2 separate regions of the Homo sapiens genome follow, and region 2 is linked to region 1. Evidence: chromatin loops called from intact Hi-C (ENCODE). Cell type or tissue: chondrocyte. All regions are shown on one strand. Region 1 overlaps FTO (FTO alpha-ketoglutarate dependent dioxygenase). Region 2 overlaps LOC105371279 (a long non-coding RNA gene).

What was found. Peaks named below come from ENCODE experiments on the same cell type or tissue, not always from the same donor. Only the 100,000 strongest peaks of a DNase experiment are listed, where the experiment ranks them.
Region 2: a loop joins it to region 1, with 4 times the contacts of the local background. A loop is called at or near these places in 2 of 110 quality-filtered maps.

Annotation. Positions count from the first base shown.
Region 1 is chr16:53,890,737-53,893,236 of GRCh38, forward strand. All of the region lies in intron 7 of FTO (FTO alpha-ketoglutarate dependent dioxygenase), which reads left to right. Among named protein-coding and RNA genes, the nearest start is that of FTO-IT1, 150 kb to the right of the region's middle. In chondrocyte, a CTCF peak has its summit at 1,532 (motif pointing right); no DNase peak of the experiment used is centred here.
Region 2 is chr16:55,366,012-55,368,511 of GRCh38, forward strand. It overlaps LOC105371279 (a long non-coding RNA gene), which reads right to left. Exons shown (of 3, transcript XR_933600.3): 2 at 1,544-1,668; 3 at 692-1,107. Among named protein-coding and RNA genes, the nearest start is that of IRX6, 43 kb to the left of the region's middle. In chondrocyte, no CTCF peak of the experiment used is centred here; no DNase peak of the experiment used is centred here.

The DNA of each region.
Region 1 (2,500 bases):
AGTCAGTTCTGTTCCTAAACTAAGCCTGTTATGAGTACTCTCCATTTTTATGGGCTGCTTATATAAAGGCAGCTTCAATTTCAGGGCAACATTTTTTCCCCCTACTGTGTAATTCTGATTTTGTCCATTTACATATGAGTTAGAACCTCTTAACTTGATGAACCTTGGCTCTAAGACATCAGCTTGACTTTGAAGTTGTAATTTGACAACTCTGTGAATTAGAGTTGAAGAGCAAATAAGAAAGGAGCTCTTATTGATTTTTTTTTTTTTTTGAGACGGAGTCTTGCTCTGTTGCCCAGGCTGGAGTGCGATGGCGCGATCTCAGCTCACTGCAACCTCCGCCTCCCGAGTTCAAGTGATTCTCCTGCCTCAGCCTCCCTAGTAGCTGGGATAACAGGGGCCCGCCACCATGCCTGGCTAATTTTGGTATTTTTTAGTAGAGATGGGGTTTCACCATGTTGGCCAGGCTGGTCTCCAACTCCTGACCTCAGGTGATCCACCTGCCTCAGCCTCCCAGAGTGTTGGGATTACAGGCGTGAACCACCATGCCTAGCCCTTGATTTTGTTTTTTAAAAACCAAATTAAAAAAAAATTGTTTTTGTTCAAGAGCTTTTTTTTTTTTATTTTTTTTAAGTAAAATCTGGCCCAGCATGGTGGCTAATGCCTGTCTTCTCAGCACTTTGGGAAGCCAAGTTGGGAGGATTGCTTGATCCCAGGAGTTTGAGACTAGCCTGGGCAACATAGTGAGACTTTGTCTCTACTAAATTAAAAAAAATTATCCATGTGTGGTGGTGCATGTCTATGGTCTGAGCTACTTGGGAAGCTGAGGTGGGAGGATCATTGGAGCCCAGGAGTTCAAGGCTACAGTGAGCTGTGATCGCGTTACTGCACTCTAGCCTGGGTGACAGAGTGAGACCTTGTCTCACGTACACACACACAAATAAAAAATAAAATATTTGGTATTGTGAGCTTACAAGTGATATTCATTATGAATTCATTTAAGGAATTTAGTTATATCTATGTAAATTTGTGTATAAATAATTTGAAGGTGGTGGCACATGCGTTAAGAGGAAATATCTGTTATTTGTTTTGTCGCTCTTGTATAAAAAATACTAAAAGGAAAAGCAATTCTGCGAACTCTCTGGTGCTGGTTTCCCAGAAGTTGGCGTGTCATTTCTAAGTGTTCTGAGGGAGATCAGTGGCCTCAGTGTCTCTCCTCAGCGTGTCTTGGGATGATCTTTATCAGCAGAGTGAAGATTTAGGTCCAGATAAAAGGGATGTTTCTTCCAAATTAAATGTAAGCATTGCTTCAAGCCTTTTACAGTGACTTTTTACAAATTCATAGTGATTTCTTTTTTCTATTGGACAAGACAGAACAGAATAATTGTTGGATGAATCTACGGTTCTGTGGTTCTGTTCGTTTAGTACCATCTGGTATTTGTATACTCGGGTGGAATTGGCAGTGGCTGGTTAGATTTCTACTTGGTACCAGCCCACCTCATATTTTCTCAGTTGCAAGCAGTAGGGGGCAATGTTGAGCTACCAGATTGAGGCCCCAAGATGTTAGCCTTTCAGGAAAACGCATACAAAAATACCATTAACTGTCAAGAATTATCCCTGTTGCTTCAAGTTAGCTGTAATCTCCAAGATTCCATAGCACAGGATATCAGTTGTGGGTTAACAAATTCAACAGCAATTTAACATAAAAAGTACAGTGTTTGGTGCACATTTGGATTCTATAGCATTAGACTAATCCAAATGGAATTTCTGAGTGTCCTCACTTTGCTTCCAGGGACTATCTTACTCAAAATTATTATCATTTTAGACAAATGATTCTTTTTTATCTTTATACTTTTTTTTGAATTGTAAAATCGTGCGTGTTGTGGAAGGATTTCTTTAAATCAATGCATTTTGTCTGTTCTGCAAAATAACATCGATCTCTTTTGCTGAGAAAATAAAAAACCTCAGGGAATATGTGCATTACTTTTCCCCTTTTGCTTATGAGTAAAGCAACCTTTATCGGCCCTCGTACCAGGGAAGAGACTTGCGCTGTGATTTCTGTCTTTGTGCTCTTTTTTCACTTTGTGGCTGCAAGGTGTAGTCTCAGGAAGGATATAGAAGAATGGAAAATGAGCTTTGAAATCGCTTTTCTTCCATTAATGGTAATTGCTTCACATGTCATAACCAGTCACATATTTCAAAAAGTTTAGTCAGCTGTCTCTAAAACTCCCCCATCCTCCACTTCCCATTTCCTGTCCCAGAAAACACCATTTTTATCACACTGTTTATTCTTGCCATTTTTTCTCCCAGCGGATAGTTTTACTCCATCCATGCTCTTGTGATGTAAATGTTAAACCTTATATTTGAATGACATTCTGATAAAATATCACATTTTCCCTGAATATTACCTCATGAATTTATGAGCCATTAAGCCCAAAGCAACATAACCCTTTCTTATAACCCAGGAATTTAGTCTGGCCTTTCCCCTCCTCTTTGCTCC
Region 2 (2,500 bases), 1.5 Mb after region 1:
CACTGTGAGCACTTTGAGTAAAGTCAAATCCTTTAGTCTTTTTTCACTGTTCTTTTCATCCTCTGATTATCAAAGAGATATTCTCCACTGGTACTACCACAGCTTTAACACCTTTCTGATACAGAATAACCTCCCTTTTCATGAAGAATGAAAATGCCTAAGGTTCAGGGAGCCTTAGATAAGCAACCATTATTTCGATGGTTACTTCGTATTGGTGGTACTTGTTTCTTGACTGTTTGTTTCCTTTTATAAAAGTGATATAAACTTTCTTCTTAAAATACATTTATTTTATTTTTAAAAATTAAGTCTGCTTAAAAAAACAGGTAAATGATGGTACAAATAGTACTTAGACATGGCCAAAAATATCATAAAGGTGGTACTCAAATGAGTGATGTTGGGAAAATGCTGAGTTAATAAGTACTGAACTGATTAAAGCAGGAGTTCAGTTTACAAATGGAAATCAGAAATTATATGTACTGCGTTAAAGCATTCACTAATTCCAACCTGATACCAGTATTGATTGACTCTACTTCCTCACCCCTACACTTAGCCTAGATAACAGAGTGTAGTGAAATTATGGGTCTATAAGCATAAGGAACACTTCTAAAAAATCAGCATAATATTTTTCATTTCAACACCCAGGACACTGACAACCAGCCCCTTTCAATTGTCTGGAAAAAAAAAATAGAGATTTTGTGTTTTCTGATTTTATTGAAGCCGCCAGAAACCATCTGCACATATACCAGACATACAGGGTGACACTCATGACTCCAAATAGGCTGGCAAATTAGGCCAAGTGTATCTCTGTGTCTATAATTATCAATTGCAAATCCCAGAAAGATGTCTACAGAACTGAATCAGGAAGAAATGGGGTGCTCTCTCTCATCTCTCAGCGCAAACAAGCCTTGTTCAAGACCAATTAGCATGACTGGTGGTTCCTTCTTCCCGAAGGTTACACTTCCAGGCTGAGAGCATCTGCTGTACATCTCTTCATTTCTTTCCCATTTTGAGCAATTTGGTTCCTAAGCTCAGTTTCCTCGTGGCTTCCTGGAGCTCTGATGACAAACTGCCATACTTTGTTCCTGTCCTTTAAGGCCCTGAAGGGCACTAGAGAACACACAAAATTTGTTTCTAATTTTGCATCTGCCAAAACATTCCTATAACAATACAAGGCTATAAAAATAGGATGCAACATCCCTCTAATTCCACAAAATAAACAAATCCAAAAGGAAATTAAACACAGTCCTTGAAAATGCAGCATAAATATTTTTACACTCATTCCTCCTTTCCTTCGCTGGCGAAAACTTGTCCCTGAATTATGATTTCAGATTGTATATTTATCCTTTTATGTTTACAACAGATAATCATGACATAAGCCAATGAAAAGAAACACTAGGGCTTTCTTCTTCTTCTTGGTTTCATGTTTTGTAAAATGAATGTCCCTTGGGACAGTTTAAGAGAATGTGGAATCCAATTTCCTCACTGGTGTTAGGAGTTTTATTTTTAACTCAACTACTCAAAATAATAGACATTCTCTACGTACCCTTATCCACAGTTGGAGTACACCAGACATGAAGCAGAATTATCTTTCCATTTTCGTTTTTAGATAGTTCAGGGTAACTTAGAGTTCTGAATTCCTGAATGTTGGCCAAGGTGATGTCATTAAATCTATAATGAAAACAGTGTCACTGAGAGAATTAATTCATTATGGTGGAATTAAGTTAAATCCTTTATGATATGCTATTAAGCACCCACACTAACTTGCTTGCATCAACCTAAATGAAGCACATTCAAATGCAAAAAAGAAAAACAAGTTCCAATCTCAAACCTCATTGGATATTAGGTAACTTTCGAAGTTAAATTTAACTATTAAAAATATTTATAAATCTCATGGTATTTAAGACATCTTACATGTGTTGCAGTGGCCAAATACCTTGTGGTTTATGTAACATCTTTGCCTGAGGGAGTATAACTTACTGTATAAATCATTATTTTGTATTTTATAAATGTTTTTGCCTTATGACTCAGTTCCTGCAACAGCCAAATAGCACAAGAGCTGCCCAACATTTCATTAATCTTTAAAATATTATTACACTCAGTCCAGATATGATAAAAGTGTTGCCAGAGTTCGAAGTAACTTGATCAAGATTTTAAGGACATTTCTAATCCCCAAATTTACCATGTAATCAACAAATACTTATTTCATTAGGTCCTGGAGAGAGAAATAAACAAATAGGTTCTATTCCCTGTCCTCTAGAATTTTACAGTTCAGTCCGGAGCCATGACATATTCGTGTAAAAATCTATCCCCTTGAACCCATGCAGAAAAGGAAGAGCTATGTAACCATTAGCCATGTGCTTACAAGGGGCTATTTCTGCTTCTGACACCAAATTTCTGCTGAGTCCAGGGAAACTTCCCACTTCCTCTCTATATCCTGGCTCACCACATACTTATCTAGCATAATGACTGCCTTGAAGGGGATTGGGTTTCTTAGAGGAAA